2 separate regions of the Homo sapiens genome follow, and region 2 is linked to region 1. A link is an interaction called in ENCODE POLR2A ChIA-PET data of the cell type or tissue named here. Cell type or tissue: B cell. All regions are shown on one strand. Each heading gives the region's core, and the rest is flanking DNA. Links, peaks and the distances in the headings are about the cores only. Region 1 overlaps PRKCB (protein kinase C beta). Region 2 overlaps CACNG3 (calcium voltage-gated channel auxiliary subunit gamma 3).

The links. ChIA-PET counts read pairs that join two places held together with the same protein. Peaks named below come from ENCODE experiments on the same cell type or tissue, not always from the same donor. Only the 100,000 strongest peaks of a DNase experiment are listed, where the experiment ranks them.
Region 2: POLR2A ChIA-PET joins it to region 1 with 10 read pairs; 2 of 35 experiments call an interaction of 5 or more read pairs at or near these places.

Annotation. Positions count from the first base shown.
Region 1 is chr16:24,093,195-24,102,650 of GRCh38, reverse strand. It overlaps PRKCB (protein kinase C beta), which reads right to left. Exons shown (of 17, transcript NM_002738.7): 7 at 8,354-8,488. Among named protein-coding and RNA genes, the nearest start is that of MIR1273H, 110 kb to the left of the region's middle. In B cell, for the core only: no CTCF peak of the experiment used is centred there; no DNase peak of the experiment used is centred there; H3K27ac peaks cover 637 bases.
Region 2 is chr16:24,341,274-24,349,273 of GRCh38, reverse strand. CACNG3 (calcium voltage-gated channel auxiliary subunit gamma 3) reads right to left here. Exons shown (of 4, transcript NM_006539.4): 2 at 2,457-2,540. Among named protein-coding and RNA genes, the nearest start is that of CACNG3, 89 kb to the right of the region's middle. RefSeq lists an enhancer at 5,241-5,742. In B cell, for the core only: no CTCF peak of the experiment used is centred there; no DNase peak of the experiment used is centred there.

The sequences.
Region 1 (9,456 bases), core at 806-8,805:
ACAAAGAGGCGGATTTGTCAACAGATACAGGGCAGTTGGCCAAGAGGCAGACAGGGGGCCTGGGGCTGGTGCACCACATCTGATAGCTTCCACAGCTGCATCTGCTGTTTCTGCCACACGGTCTTCAATTACAGCACAACAGAAGAGCTGATGGAGCCCATCCCCTTCTAAATGGTGAATCTGAGTTTCAGAAAGGGTGTGAGACTTGCTCAAGATCACATAATGTTCAAAGAATCCCAGGGGCAAGAATCCAAATGTCTAGGATCTGGTCCATTTACAGTCAAGACAGCATCGCAAATGTCTTGGCCGTAAATCTGAGGAGGACTTTTATCTGCAAAAATCTGCAGAGGGCTTTTATTTTGGAAAAGTTCCCTTCCAACTATTATGTCATCAACTTCACAGCTATCCTAAGTGGTGGATGGAGGACAGGGGGTGTTGTAATCAATCTGATGGGTGGCATATCTGCTGTGAAAGCTGTAGTACAGAGAGGTGAAGTGGCTCACCTGAGGTCACAAAGCATCCATCCAGTCAGGAAAGCCGAAATAAAATCCCAGCTGTCTACCCTCTAGCCTTCCACCTAACCCTGTATCAGGAGGCAGAATGGAATTTGTATATGCTTAGGCTCTGGCATCATAGAAATCTGGACCTGAACCCAGCACCGTTGCTTACAAGCTGTGTATCCCTAACACACTGCTGAACTATTCTGAGCCTTGGAAATGATGAAACCTAGAATAACTGGAGAATTAAATGATCATCTAAGTGTAAATGCAGTAATATTTTGGGCTTACTCCTGATACACTATCCCTATTCTTAAGCCGTTTTTTTCTTCCCTGCTCTCAGCCTTAGGGGAGTAGACAAGGCAGGCACTAGCCCAGGAAGAAGGATATGGCATGTGTGGGAGTTAAACCACTTTTGCAAAAATTATGACAGTAAGAGAAATATGACATAGAAAAGCTATGACAGTGTAAGAAATCGGACCTAACTAACTCCATCTGCTTCTAATCTCCAAGCTATCCTTGTCCATTCCTGGGCCTAGGCCAAGCTAACTATGGGAAGAAGTTAGTTTCAGTTCAACTTCATTTTTTATTTGTATTTGTTTCTTTATTTACTTTGAGACAGGGTCTTTCTCCATTGCCTAGGCTGGAGTGCGATGACACAATCACAGCTCATTGCAGCCTCAACCTCCTGGGCCCAAGTGATCCTCCCACCTCAGGCTCCTGAGTAGCTGGGAGCACAGGTGCATGCCGCCATGCCTGGCTAAATTTTTTGTTGAGACAGGATCTCATTGTTGCCCAAGCTGGTCTCTAACTCCCGAACTGAAGCAATCCTCCCACCTTGGCACTCCCAAAGTGCGGGGATTACAGATATGAGCCACCACACCTGGCCATTCGTTTAACTTTAAAACAAAGACGATAACAGCTCCTTCCCAAAACTAACCATCTCCTTGCTTGGGGACTAAAACTGCCTTTGTAAAACTAACATATTAGCCACAAAGTTAGAATTCTGGCTCCAGAGACATGTAGCCAGAGGTCACAAGATTCAGGATCTCCCCAATTGCTCCTATAGATAAAATCACTATTATAGACCTAAAATTGGTGTTTGAAATATTTTCCAGACCCTGCATTCTGATGGACCAGCTGGTGCAACCCAGACTGGGAATCCATACAACGAAACTGGCTTACCTGGTCTTGTGATCCTCACCCAGGAACTGACTCAACATGAGAAGACAGCTTTGACCCCCTATGATTTCACTCTCAACCCACCAATCAGCATTCCCCATTCCCTAGCCCCCACTTACCACTAAACTGTCCTTGAAAAACCCTAGTCTTTGAATTTTGGAGGAGGCTGATTTGAGTAATAAACTCCCATCCTTCAGCTTGGCTGGCACTGTGTTTATTAAACTCTTTCTCTGCTAAAATATTGCCGTCTCAGTGAATCAGCTCTAGATGAACTCATTGGGTGATTGTAGGAGAAGCCCCTCCCTTTGGGGCTTGGAGAACCTTGGGAAGGAGAAAGGACAGGTGGTGGGGAGAGGTGGGTTTCCCTCCTCCTCGGCTGGAACGCTGGCCAGAGACCTATCCATGCACCAGGCAACATCATTCCAGCAGCAGCAGAAGGAGCAGAAAAGACTCCTCAGGGGGAGGACTCAGGCAGGTTCCTGGCCTCCCTGAACCAGGCCCAGCAGTGGCCTATGAGTGGGACAGAGAGGGTGCTGCATGGAGGGAACTCACAAGGAGAAGCAACAGGCCAGGATCTTCAGCACAAAGCCAGAATGATGCCCCAAAGCTAGGTGGGACCAGTCCCACTTCAGTGGGCGCTGGTTTAGGAACGTAGGCTAAAAATAAAATCTTAAGGCCCCCCACTGACAGAACAGACCCCCTCCTCGGCCAAGAGGATCTAAGAAAAACCTTAAAAACAGAATTATCAGCCATGAGAGAAAGGAGATTGGACACGTCTTGTTATGCCTCCTTTCTTTGGGAGTTTATATACAACAATGGACTGACATGAATGTTAAAGTAGAGATCATAAGACTGACAAAACAGACTCTTTGTGGCAATAAAATATCAGATTATAAACAGGACTAACGCCAGGCCAGGCAAAGGTGAAGTTGCACCATAAGCAAGCCATCTTGCTGCACAGCATCCTCAACTTAAACACTCTTTTTTTTTTTTTTTTTTTGAGATGGAGTCTCACTCTGTCACCCAGGCTGGGTGTAGTGGCGGGATCTCAGCTCACTGCAACCTCCGCCTCCTGCGTCAAGCAATTCTCCTGGTCAGCCTCCAGAGTAGCTGAGATTACAGGCATGTGCCACCACAACTTGCTAATTTTTTTGCATTTTTAGTAGAGACGGGGTTTCACCATGTGGGCCAGGCTGGTCTCGAACTCCTGACTTCAAATGATCCACCTGCCTCGGTCTCCCAAAGTGCTGGGATTGCAGGCATGAGCCACCACGCCCAGCCAACATAAAATATTTCTTTCTGTTAACTCCAAGTTTTAGCAAAGTCTTACTCTAACCAACTGCAAATTAAAGAATCTCCTATAACCCATAAGCCCCATTTAAAGCTATCCTGCCTTTTGGGCCCAAACCAATGTATAATCTCCATGTATTGATTTATGTCTTTGCCTGTAACTTCTGCCTCCCCAGAACATGTAAAACCAAACTGTAATCTAACCACCTCAGGACCACTTATTCAAAGCTTCTTGGGTTTGTGTTTCCCCAGGCCACAGTCACTTATATTGACTCAGAATAAACTTCTTTAAAATATTTTACAGAGCTGGGTTTTGCTGTTAACAGTGACCAGTCAGAAAAGTGAAACAGTGAAGCTCAGAAAGTACCACATGCAGCATATAGAGTCCCTTCTCCTCGGTCACCAGGAGCTCACAAAAGTGCATGAGAAAGTCTAAGTCCATTATAGAAAAGAAATAAGCTTTATTTTTTCTGCACACCTGATCAGTGCTGTGTAAAATTGTGACTCCACGACATCTGGAAAAGCTCAACCCAGAGCCTGGCATCTATTAAGAGTCAATGAGTAGTAGCTATTGTTATTATAATTATTATTATTATGTTTCCTCCTGTCACACTGATACCCCCTGAGGATCATGCATTCTTTCTCTTTAACCTCTTTAAGTTTGATTTAAAATGAGAATGAAACATCCACTGTGAGTAACTGATGTACACCCTGCAAAGTCAAGTCATTTGCATGTTAGGGAAAAATATCCAAAGCTTGGGGGAAAAAGAAAACCAAAAAGATGACCGTGTGAACTTTTAATGTCATGCTAGAGCATTTTCTAATTAGCTATTTCTTTCCTCACAGTAATATTACTTTGTTTAGTTTATTATTCACCATCAGGTCAGCCCCAGATGGCCTCCCTAGTCTGCAAAGATACATGTTAACTTTTAGAAAACTGAGGTGAAATCTTTGCCCAGGCTGGAGTGCCGTGGCACCATCTCAGCTCACTGCAACCTCTGCCTCCTGGGTTCAAGCGATTCTTCTGCCTCAGCCTCCCGAGTAGCTGGGAATACAGGCACCTGCCACCATGCCCAGCTAATTTTTGTATTTTTAGTAGAGACATGGTTTCACTATGTTGGCCAGGCTCGTCTCAAACTCCTGACCTCAGGTGATCCGCCCGCCTCAGCCTCCCAAAGTGTTGGGATTACAGGTGTGAGCCGCCATGCCTGGCCAAAATCTTTTTTTTGTTTCATTCTAGTAGATAACCCCAAAGCTTATGATTCTATTGTCCTGTATATCAGTCAGTTTTATATTTAACTGAGCAAAGTTATTTCAGCATATCTTTTTCTACTGACTACACGAACATCAGTTTATCAAACCTTCTGTGGAATCATTCATTCATCCTGCTGCTTTTCTCCTTAGTGAGCTAAGGAAATCTTTGGCCAATGCCCATTAATGCCCATTATCTATCTTATGAGAACTATGTTTTTAACCATTTGTGAATTGTGCTTTAACACAACTCTTTTGGGGTACATTCTGTAAACCAAAATAAAATTCTAAGCCCCCTAGCCATGTAAATGGACCCCTTCTCTCAGCCAAGGGCATTCCAAAGTTAACCTGAAAAACTGTTTCAGGCCATGATGAGAAGGGAGAGTCAGACACGATGTCTCATTATATCCCCTTCCTTTTGGAATTCAGGAAAAGCCAACCAGCATTAACATCAACACAGACCTTAAGTCTGATAAGAAACAATTACCATCTAGTCTCTCTGAAGCCTGCTACCTGGAGGCTTCATCTTCATGATAAAACTTTGGTCTCCACAACTCCTTATGTAACCCAGACATTCCTTTCTATTGATAACAGCTCATTCAACCAATTGCCAATCAGAAAATTGTAAAATCTACCTATGACCCGGAAGCACCTCCCCGTCCCACTTTTAGTTGTCCTGCCTTTCCAGATTGAGCCAATGTAAATCTCACATGTATTGATTGATGTCTTACGTCTCCCTAAAATGTATAAAAGCAAGTTGTACCCCATCCACCTTGGGCCCATGTCATCAGGATCTCCTGAGTCTGTGTCACTGGCACATCCTTAACCTTGGCAAAATAAACTTTCTAAACTGATTGAAATCTGTCTCAGATACTTTTGGGTTCAAAACTCTCAGCTCCTGTCTTCTTCACATCTTCCATCATGTTGTCATTGATTTGTCATTTGCGTAATTCCTTGTTCAATGTTTATCTCCCCAACCCACCCTCTGCCATAAGCTAAGCTCCATGAAGTCATGTCTGTCTTATACCTCCATGTGTTTCTAGTGACCAGCACCTAGTGGACACTCAATATATGTTTCAAGAAAAGCCTAAGATAGGCTGGGCACGGAGGCTCACACCTGCAATCCCAGCACTTTGGGAGGCCAAGGCAGGCAGATCACAAGGTCAGGAGATCGAGATCATCCTGGCTAACATGGTGAAACCCCATCTCTACTAAAATTACAAAAAATTAGCTGGGCGTGGTGGCGGGCACCTGTAGTCCCAGCTACTCGGGAGGCTGAGGCAGGAGAATTGCTTGAACCCAGGAGGCAGAGGTTGCAGTGAGCCGAGATCACACCACTGCACTCCAGCCTGGGTGACAGAGCAAGACTCCGTCTCAAAAAAAAAAAAAAAAAAAAAAGGCCTAAGATGAAACATGGAGCCAAGACAAGGAAGTCATAAGGTGAACAATGGAAAGGAAAGATGTGTGTGTGGTCCAAAGGACACATCTCTTTCTCGCTAAACCAGTTTGATTTTTATTTTCTTTCACTTGAAGCTGAAAAGGTCCTGAATGAGACAATTCAGATATGAGACAATTTATCTTAAAGAAGTAATAGCAGCCCAATTGCCACTTCTCCCAAAGTTATAGTGCCAGGTTAAGCTATTTCTTCTGACTCCTTGACTCAGTTAACTGTGAAACAGTTGCCAAGGGGGCTTACCCAGCCTCTCTGTTGGTAACATTGGAGGATATATATATATATATATATATATATATATATATATATATTTTTTTTTTTTTTTGCCATAGGAAGGGAGCAAAATAAAATCTTCAGGACAAAGGAGACACAGCAGCTGACTATGAAAACAACACCCCAGTACATCTATGATCTGTGGCCAGACTTGCTAAGGACTCCCAAGGAAGCGGTAGCTTCTCAGACACCATCTGACAGTGGGTTGCTCATATCTTTCAGGTGAAGTGTACAAGCCACTCTAGTGTCCATGGAGCCAGTCATGGAACTGTCTTTGCAGAAATTGTAACAGGGAGAAAATGATGACGTCAGTGAAAGAGATTTGATCTAACCAACCCCCAGCTTGCCTTTAACCTCCAAACTGCCCTTACGCTTTCCTGGGCTCGGGCCAAGTTAACTTTGTGACAAATTTAGTGTTTATTTTATTTTATTTCATTTTATTTTGAGATGGAGTCTTGCTCTGTCACCCAGGCTGGAGTGCAGTGGCATGATCTCGGCTCACTGCAACCTCCGCCTCCCTGGTTCAAGTGATCCTCACATGCCAGCACACCCAACTAATTTTTGTATTTTTAGTACAGACAGGGTTTCACCATGTTGGCCAGGATGGTCTCGATCTCCCGATCTCGTGATCCACCCACCTCGGCCTCCCAAAGTGCTGGGAATACAGGGGTGAGCCACTGCGCCCGGCCTAGTGTACATTTTAAATGATAATAGCCCTTGCCCAAAACTAAACTACCTTCATAAAGCTAATGAGGGACCATGAGGTTAGGAGGATGAGAGGAGCCTGAATTCTGCTAAGGTGTAGACATAAAGGATTACCAGCCATTATTCCAGAGGTCACAAGATTTGCAACTTTCCCAATGACCCCCGCAGATAAGATCACTATTGTAGACTGGCCTTTTGAGATGTCTCTTCAGGTTTTTTTGCATTTCTCGTAACCAATGGCTCCACCCCGACCAGACCGCCAACCTAACTTTGAAAGAAATTTGTTGTATATTTTAAATTATGACAGCCCTTTCCCAAAACTAAACTGCCTTTGTAAAACTAATGAAATATTGCCAAGTTAGGAGAATGAAAGGAGCCTGAATTCTGCTAAGATGTAGACATGGATTATTATCAGCCTTTATCCCAGAGCTCACAACACTTCCAACTTCCTAAGTTACTCCTACAGATAACATCACTACTGTAGAACTTGAGATTGGCCTTTTGAGATGTCTTTTCAGGCTTTTGCCTTCCTGACAACCAGACTGCCCCACCTGGACCTGCCAACTAGTCCTGTGGCCCCACCCAGAAGTGGACTCAGTGCACGAGGACCATTTTTCACACCCCTATTACTGCATCCCCAACCAGTCAGCAGCACCCATTCCCTAGCCACCCTACTCCTTGCCAAACTATCTTTGAAAAGCCCTAGCTTCCAAATTTTCAGGGAGGCTGATTTGAGTCATAAAAAAACTCTGTTCTCCCATTTAGCTGGCTCTATGTGTGTAAAACTCTTTCCCTATTGCAATTCTCCCATCTTGATAAATCGGCTCTGTCTGGGCAGCAGGCACAAAGAAGCCACTGGGCAGTTACAGTCTCATCATGTAGTTTAGTAAATTGGCCCAGATGTAATAAAATAGGGAGTGGTGAGGACGGTGACAAATAGAAAATCCATGTCCTGTCTAAAGGGGGCATTAACTATTCAACTGTTCTCAATTGTTGCCTTCTAGCCCCAGATTTTTAAAATACTAGAACTAATTCCCTCCCTCCCTCCTTCTGTCCCTCCTTCCCTTCCTCCCTTCCTTCCTTCCTGCTTTCCGTCTTTCTTTCTTCTTTCTTTCTTCTTCCTTTCCCTTTCCCTTTTTCTTCCTTTCCTTCCTTCCTTCCTTCCTTCCTTCCTTCCTTCCTTCCTTCCTCCCTCCCTTCCTTCATTCCTTCTCTCTCTCTCTCTTTCTTTTTTATCACTCTGTCACCCAGGCTGGAGTGCAGTGGCTCAATCTCTGACCACCTTGCTCACTGCAACCTCTGCCTCCAGGGTTCAAGTGATCCTCCCATCTCAGCCTCCTGAGTAGCTGGAACTACAGGCACACACCACCATGCCCAGCTAATTTTTCATGTTTTTGATAGAGATGGGGTTTCACCATGTTGCCCAGACTGGTCTTAAACTCCTGAGCTCAAGTGATCTACCTGCCTCGGCCTCCCAGAGTGCTGGGATGACAGGTGTCAGACACGAGGCCTGGCCTCTTTCTTTTTTGTTTTTAGTACAAGGACCAAACAAAACATATCTGCAAGGCAGATCCAATCAACCAGACTTCACTTTGGGACTCTGTTTTAGTATTTCAATTTTTGGAGAAAAAGGAAAACATACTTGACCCCGCGTTTGATGGAGCAAGCTGTATGGTAGCTTTCAAGGCAAAATCTTACTTACCAGCCATCAACACTGGCTTTCTGAAGTTCAGAAATCCCAAAGGACAAAGATCCCATGAAGTCATTCCTGCTGGTCAAATCCCAATCCCAAATCTCTACTGACAGTCTTCTGTCTTTGTCCGATTCTTTCAGCTGACTGCATAGAGAAAAAGAAAAGACATCAGTGGAGGTTGTAGTAATTTCTCAAGCAGAATAAATGTACAAGAGGACAAGACCTGGAGGTAGAAAGTTTTAAAGATTACAAGCTGCTGAAAGAAACATATTCAGTTTCCATCCCAGGCTAGCTCTCCAGGGAGTGAGAGCTTTTTCTGTTTGACAGCCTGTGGCTTAAACAGGCAGAGGTCTTAGACTGGCTATGACAAGAACAGTTCTAACTACTTTTGTTATCTTATGTCTTAATAGGGTTCAGGATATTCAGGAATTCCTATTGCCTATAAGAAATACAGATATCAATTGCATAATTGGGTGTGTACATGTGTATATCTGCACACAGGTGGGTTGAGAATGAGGCTGAGGAAATGCATGGAGAAAAATCCTGGGGAAATTGTCTGTTCTGAGACATGTCCTTGACTGAGGCTGAGAAGGGGCCCAGCTTTGCCCTGAGAGAGGGAAGAGGAGACAGGACAAGGAACTGTGCTTCTAGCTGGTGGCTAAAAAAGTATGACCGCTAAAGTCAGACTGCCAGAAGCTGAATCCCACTCCACCCCATATTTGCTATGGGACTTTGGGCATACTCTTTAACCTCTATAAGCCCTATTGCTACATTGGGAATAAAATGAGCCGATGAAGTCGGATCGCTTAACCCAGTGTTTGTCACACATCATATATGCTCAGTGAATTGGCTGTTATAACCAACTCCTGATGCCTAGATGTACAAGAAAGAGACTCCCAGATTCTTGGAGCCCTGGCCAGGGAAGACCCTCAAGGGAGGCTGGTGGAGATGTCCCAGAAGGCTGCAGGCCAAGCATCATCCATAAACCCAACTCTAGAGAGGCTGTCACCACACCCTGTAGGTTATGTTCCCCTATTTGCTGAGCCCCATCATTTCTCCCACAACTTGCCTTCACTTAGCAACACATCACACCATTTCCTGTCCTACCCACT
Region 2 (8,000 bases), core at 1-8,000, 250 kb before region 1:
CTGCTATGGGTTTATGCTGTAGCCTACCCCAAAGAGCATAGGAGAAAAGAAGAAACAACAGAAAAGTCGATATGCAGAATCCCATTCCCACCAGGGTTGTGGGTCAGGAAAGGGACCGGCAGGCAGAGTGAACACCAGCCAGGCAGGGAGAACCCTGCAGGAATGTGCTCCCAGCCCTACGTGGCTGGATCAGGAATTCCAAAACTCTCAGCAGGAAATCTGTGTTCTCATTAAGGCCTCTCCTTAACCTTAGCCCAATTCTGCTGCTATTGGTGAAGCTTAGGTGGACCGAGGGCTAGGGGTGAGGAGAGAGGAAGGGACATCTTCCCAGACGAGAAAAAAATACTTTGTCAGAAAAGCTATGGGCCTCTCTGAAGAACTTAAAATCAGCTATACAAGTTGTGAAGAGAAGTCACAGTTCTGTTTAGTCTCCGACAGAGCAAACGTCAACATGTTTTATCAACATGAAAAAGAAAAACAAAGAAAATCTATGGGCACTCTGGTAAAACCCCACTGGTGATGACTAATGCCATTCTCTATTGAGAAGATGCAAGTGATCTGTGTCATCTCCCAAATTTTGGTTAAGCTACATCTCTAAGTGTGGCTAATTTTGCTCTCCACACTGAATCTTTTTGAGCTGCTGATGTGAGGGGTGAGAAAAGAAAACAACTTTTATCTGAGTAACGCAAGTCCTTTTAATTATCAGGCCCAGAGAGACATTACAATGAGACAGTGATCACATCCTTCTCTCCTCTTTGAGCTGGGTACTCATCTCTTGAAATTGCTGGCTTTTGCCACAAGTAGCATAAATTAACCTAATAATGCTGCATCTGACACTATCCTCCACACCGTGTAGCCAGTCACTAATCAATATTATTGATTAGCGCAATGGCACAATCAATGCAATGGCACGATCACTGCAATGGCACTGCAGCCTCAGCTTCCTGGGCTCAAGCAATCCTCCCACCTCAGCCTCCCAAGTAGCTGGGACTAAGGGTGTGCACTACCATGCCTGGATAATTAAAAAAAAAAAAATTCTGTAGAGTTGGCGACTTAATATGTTGCCCAGACTGGTCTTGAACTCCTGGCTTCAAGTGATCCTCCCACCTTGGCCTCCTAAAGTGCTGAGATTACAGGTGTGAGCCATTGCACTTGGCCTCACTATTTTGAGTGAATCCAACACAAATTCTTGCTGAAGAAATTACATTAAAATCCCAAATCAAGTTCTCTCTGTGCCTTGACCAATGGAAGGCTCATCTCTGCAGTGAATTTTGCATTGCTAATCCCATGCAAGAAACGGGAGCTAATGCATATTGCCTCCTGACTATGTGTTGGGCCCCGGCTAATTTTTGTGACCCTGTCAGATGGATGACATTATAATCTCCATTTCAGAAAAAAATGAAGAAAGGTAGGAACTAGAGAGAGAGGTAAAGCCCCTTGCCTCAAGTCCAACCCAGCTAGTAGAGTCAAACAAGGGTCAAAGCCCAGATTCCAGAGGCCTTGGCTCAAAGCCACCACATTCTTTTGGCTCCTACATGCTGTAGTTGTGACGGTTCATGTCATATCCAGGTTACTGACTTTGGAAAAATCCTACAGAGACATTGGCTCTGTCCCAGTAGGACTGAAACTGGAGGGAAGTCAAAGAAGAGGTGAACTTGGGTTTGTATTTATTCTCCTAGGTCTTGCTCCTTGGGACCTCACCCATTAGCACCTCACATCACCCATTAGCACTCTGCCATTAGCACCTCCAATCAACCCTCCTGGGAAAGTGAAAACTTGCATTCAAGTTAGAGAAAGTTCCTTAGATTTTTCTCCTAAACTGACTAAAAAGAACCTTTCAGTTTTGACTCACCTACTTTTCTGTCTTCCTTCCTGCCTTCCTTCCTTCCTCCCTTCTCTTTCTCTTTCTCTTTCTCATTCTCATTCTCCTTTTCTTTCTCCTTCTCTTTCTTTTCAGAGACAGGGTCTCACTCTGTCACCCAGGCTGGACTGCAGTGGTATGATCATAGCTCACTGCAGCCTCAATCCCCTGGGCTTAAATGATCCTCCCACCTTAGCCTCCTGAGTAGCTAGGACTACAGGTGTGTGCCACCACATGCAGCTAATTTTTTAATTTTTTGTAGAGATGGGTTCTTGCTATATTGCCCAGGCTGATCTCGACCTCCTGAGCTCAAGCGATCCTTTCTGGCCTCTGCCTCCCAGAGTGCTGGGATTACAGGCATGAACCATCCCCCACCCTACCCCCTGCTTCTTCTTTCTGTTTCTAATTCATTGAAACTAAAGAGGCTTAGCTCTCAGAACCACTTGAGTGTCTCTGTGTACTGGCACATGGGGCTTCTTTGCACTTATCTATTTCTAGGGACAGATGCTGAGGAAGCTCCGACTCAGAGGCAGCTGAGTGATGGCAGAGGCCCATCCCTTCCTCCCAGAGAGACCCGAGAAGCCGGGGAACTTACGCAGGAGATATTCGGCTGTGTCCTGTTCGTAGTCAGCATCTTCAGGGAAGTGATCGATTTTCTTGCACACGCCTCGGAAAGCCCCTGTGGAAACAGATAAGGGTTCTGAGCCTGGGGGAGGAGACAGAGCTCTGGGGGCCAGCCTGGGTCCTCACCGCTATGTGCAGATCCTTTCTCTGGTTGTTGGGGGCTGTAGGGTTGTTGGGCTGGTAGGCCCAAGAGCACCTTTATTTTTTATTAGAGACAGGGTCTCATTCTGTGGCCCAGGCTGGAGTGCAGTGGTGCAATCATGGCTCACTGCAGTCTTGAACTCTTGGGCTCAAGTGATCCTCTCACCCCAGCCTCCCAAGTAGCTGGGACTATAGGCATGTGCCACTATGCCTGGCTAATTCAACATTTTTTGATAGTGACAACAAAAGGTCTCACTATCTTGCCCAGGCTGGCCTCAAACTCCTGGCCACAAGCGATCCTCCCTTCCTCAGCCTCCCAAAGTGCTAGGATTACAGGCATGAGCCAACGGGATCAGTCATCAACAGCATGTTTCTTTAGGGCACAAAAAAGAGACCAGTAGAGGCAAAAGATAAACAATACAAAGCAGGAGATGGAAATTTGCTGCTTTTTAGATTTTGCATGATGTTGGGATCCACTTCAGAAGCGCAAAAACACCATGAAACATAAACACTAATTATGAAGACTATCTTATCTTTCCCCTCTCCTCCAGTCAGTGAAGGAAAAAGCAGGCAGAATTCAAGTACATCATTTTTTTCGCTCATTTTACCAATGAGGAAACAGGGCTTAAGAATTTTTCTTGAAATCACTCAGGTAAGTAGCTATTTAGGTTGATGTAAAAGTAATTGTGCAGTTGTGCAATTACTTTTGCACCAACCTAAATAGAACCGGCATTCCAATCAAGAGCTGAGTCCAGGCATTCCAGAATAGTCCACTCTCCCCAATGATGTTCATATCTGACCACAGGACACTCCCTTTCCCTCTCTGCCCTCCCAAAGGATCACAGCTCATCTCCCTCGCTATGAGGTTCACCCCTTTGGGAGCCTCAGATTTGCTGAACATGCATCTTGAACATCCGTCCACATTTGCTGTCTTTTTTGTTTTGTTTGAGACAGAGTTTCTCTCTTGTCGCCCAGTTTGGATTGCAATGGCACGATCTCGGCTCACTGCAACCTCTGCCTCCCGGGTTCAAGAGATTATCCTGCCTCAGCCTCCCGAGTAACTGGGATTACAGGCACCTGCCACCATGCCCGGCTAATTTTTGTATTTTTAGGAGAGATGGGTTTCACCATGTTGACCAGGCTGATCTCGAACTCCTGACATCAGGTGATCCACCTGCCTCGGCCTCCCAATGTGCTGGGATTACAGGCGTGAGCCACCTTGCCCGGCTGAGGTGTGGATGTTTAATCATCATTTTGGGTGTTAGTTAACTAGACAGTTAACCAGTCTCTGGGGGCAGTTAATAGCTCTGCCAGTTCTTTTAAAGGACAAAAAATTTTCCAGAAATTATGCATTCTTGTCCCTTTCCCTGTCTGTGTAGCTGGAGTGGAATCAGGGGGGCGGGCATTGTGATGTCGTGGGAAACGGACAAGGTTCGGAATCAGACAGAGCTGCGTTGGTATTTCAGAACTGTTATTGTAAGAATGAAATAAAGCTATACATGAACATGAGATAATTTTTGCAAAGCTCTAGGCATGTCATAATAATGGCTGACACTTATTAAGTGCTTCCAATTGGCCAGGCACATAGCTGAAACCTTACACCCCTTATCTCATTTACCCTTGTTTACCACCCCAGGAGGTAGAGGCTATTAGTATTAACATTTGATAATGAGACAATGGAAAATCACAGAGGAGATGGTGTCACAGCTGGTGAGTGACGGAATTGATTTTTGGATCCAGGTTTCAAAGGCTGTGTAGTTTCACCATTACACTATGAATAGTAGCCGTTATTATTATGGCTACCATGGCTACTATCATGATGTCTATTATGATCTCATAAAAATAAGAGTGTCATATATTTAATTTCTACTATAAGTAGGCTCCAGGCCAGAGCCATTTCATAATAAATGCCTTGGGATATGTAGAACATCTCCTTGGTTCTGATTCTCCGCTTACCAGGCAAATAATAGACTCAGAACCAGGAAGGAGGTTCAGGAGAGAAGACTCAAGGAAATTCTTAGAAAAAAGACAGACCCATAATTTCTTCCCTGATATTGGGAAAAAAAGACCTTATTCATGCTTGTTCATATTTTAGAGTTTCATTTATATATGCCTGTTTGGTTTTAAGCCCCATCCCCTTCCAGTTGACTGGATAAGAAATCATAATAAGTAACACACGTGTGCACCTACTATATACCAGGTACCATTCTAAGCATTTATGCATTTTTTTTTTTTTTCTGAGACTGAGTCTTGCTCTATTGCCCAGGTTGGAGTGCAGTGGCACGATCTCAACTCGCTGCAACCTCCACCTCCCAGGTTCAAGCGATTCTTGTGCCACAGCCTCCCGACCACCAGGCCTGGCTAATTTTTGTATTTTTAGTAGAGACAGGGTTTCACCATGTTGGCCAGGCTGGTCTTGAACCCCTGACCTCAGGTGAACCACCCGCCTCAGCCTCCCAAAGCACTGGGATTACAGATGTGAGCCACTGCGCCTGGCCACATTTACGTGTTTTATCCTCTTTAGCTATCTAAATGACTTTATGAGGTGCCTAATGTTATTTATTTATTATTTTTTTGAGACGGAATCTCGCCCAGACTGGAGTGCAGTGACGCAATCTTGGCTCACTGCTTGCTCTGCTCACGCCATTCTCCTGCCTCAGCCGCCTGAGTAGCTGGGATTAAAGGCGCCTGCCACCATGCCTGGCTAATTTTTTGTATTTCTAGTAGAGACGGGGTTTCACTGTGTTAGCCAGGATGGTCTTGATCTCCTGACCTCCTGATCTACCCGTCTCAGACTCCCAAAGTGCTGGGATTACAGGTGTGAGCCACTGTGCCCGGCCTGAGATGCCTAATGTTATAATGAGGCAATGTTATTAATATGAGGAGGAAATTGAAGCTTAGCCAAGTCACCGATTTACTCAAGGACACAGCTTGACATTTACCAGCTGACCCCAAAGACAAAGTTCCTAACTACTATTATGAATTACACTCTCTTCAACAAGTCTGTATTGTGAACTAAGTTCTTTGCCTGGTCGCTTCATGATCATTTTATAGCCTACCCCCTACTATTGATGTTGGCAATGAACTGGACCAGTGGCTTCTCCATTAACTATGCTTCCCCATGGCATGTCCCAGGGGCACCTGGGCAGGGGAAGGGTGTTGGTAGTGACACCATCCATTGTTAGTTGATTTCCGTACTCCTCATTATTTGCTGTTTTCCACGAAAGATTTCAAAGGAAGAAAGTGTTCAGGTGAAGATGGAATGGGAACCTTACTAAATACAGACCAGTCAGAATTACTGAGGGAATTCGGAACTACATACACGTGGGCATCTGCTTGTGAAATGGGCCTATTCATGGTGACTTCAGGCAGCTTGAAACTAAGACTTAGAACCAGCAAACGCCAGTAGCTCCTGGAGACGCAGTCACTAGTTTTGTTGTTGTTGTTTGTTTGTTTTTTAGGCAGAGTTTCGCTCTTGTCACCCAGGCTGGAGTGCAATGGTGTAATCATAGCCCACTGCAACCTCCGCCTCCCCAGTTCAAGCGATTCTCCTGCCTCAGCCTCCCAAGTAGCTGGGACTACAGGCATGCACCACTATGCCCAGCTAATTTTTTATTTTTAGTAGAGAAAGGGTTTTGCCATATTGTCCAGGCTGGTCTTGAACTCCTGGCCTCAGCTGATCCACCTGCCTCAGCCTCCTGAAGTGCTGGGATTACAGGGGTGAGCCACTGCGCCTGGCCTGCAGTCACCAGTTTTTAATGGTCTAAAGCAGCTTACTACTACCCACGTTTGTACAGCCCATGAGCCAAGAATGGTTTTTGCATATTTAGATAGTTGAAAAAAAAATCGAAAGAATATTATTTGTGACCTGCAAAAAAATGTGAAATTCAGATTTCAGCGTCGGAAAATAAAATTTTATTGAAACACAATCGTGCCCATTTGTTTATATTGCTTCAATTTCCTCATTATAACATTAGGCTCCTCATGAAGCCATTTTGAGAACAAAAGAAAATAAAACATGTTGATGCCACTATAACAGAGTTCAGTATTTGCCACAGAGATAGCAAAGCTGAAAATATTTACTCTCTGGCTGTTTAACAACAATTTTGCTGGTCCCCGGTTTAAAGATTTCTGTCCCAAGAAGGCAAAAATGGAAAGCAAAGGGGAGTTTGGGCCTTCCTGGGATAGAAGATGTAATCTAGGCTGGTGTTTCTAAAGTAGATAATATTGGCTTCTGGCGCAAATCTGGGTTGCAGACTGTTTCATTTTGTGGTTTAATCTGTGTGTGTTTGTTTTACCTGCAATACTCTTTTGCACATTTTATTTTTAAAAATTAAGTAAGCTTCTGCATTTTATTTTATTTTTATTTTATTTTATTTTGAGATGGAGTCTTGCTTTGTCACCCAGGCTGGAGTGCAGTGGTGCAATCTTAGCTTACTGCAACCTCCACCTCCTGGGTTCAAGTGATTCTCCTGCCTCAGCCTCCTGAGTAGCTGGGATTACAGGCGCGTGCCACCATGCCCGGCTGATTTTTGTATTTTTAGTAGAGACAGGGTTTCACCATGTTGGCCAGGCTGGTCTTGAACTCCTGACCTCAGGTGATCCGCCTGCTGCAGCCTCCCAAAGCGCTGGGATGACAGGCGTGAGCCACCGCTCCTGGCCTATGCTGCTGCAATTTAAAATTCTGAATATTTCACATTAAAAACTGATTCGCAGTTTCTCTTCAAAAATGGGGACCTCTGTCTCACATTTCCATGCGGGAGTAATGAATCCCTGGATGACGTAGCTGACATCAGCAGCCCTCTTTAGACTGGGTGTAAACTCTCCAGTTGGCCAAAGTCCCCACCTGGCTCTATATTCTTGCCTGGCCCTGTAGATATTTGAGTTTGCAACCCCCGAACCAAAATGTATTTAGTAAGAGCCCAGTCTTTGGTGTCCCACGTAGGCATGAATCCTGACTCAGCCACTTACTAGTTGTGGTATCTATGGCAAATTACCTCTCCAAACCTCAGTTCCTTCTTCTACAGAATGAAGATAATAATAGTAACTTCATGGAGTTGCCATGAGAATTAGTTGAGGCAGTAATAGCAGTTATTACGCCAGTTGCTGTTCTCAGCACTTTACACATAAATCTTTTAATTAGGCAATGACATAAAGCACTTAGTACAGTTCCTGGAGTATGGTAGGAACTCAGTATATTACAGCTATTATTACCGTTGGTTTTGGTAGGTACTTTAGGATCACAAGAGACACATTGGCGCCATGGTGAGATTTTAAGAAGCAATATAGAAGGAAAAGGAATCAAGAATTTTCCCCAAGGAAGACTCCACACTGAAAATGAATCTGCTGGCAACCCATGTCATACATGCATCAC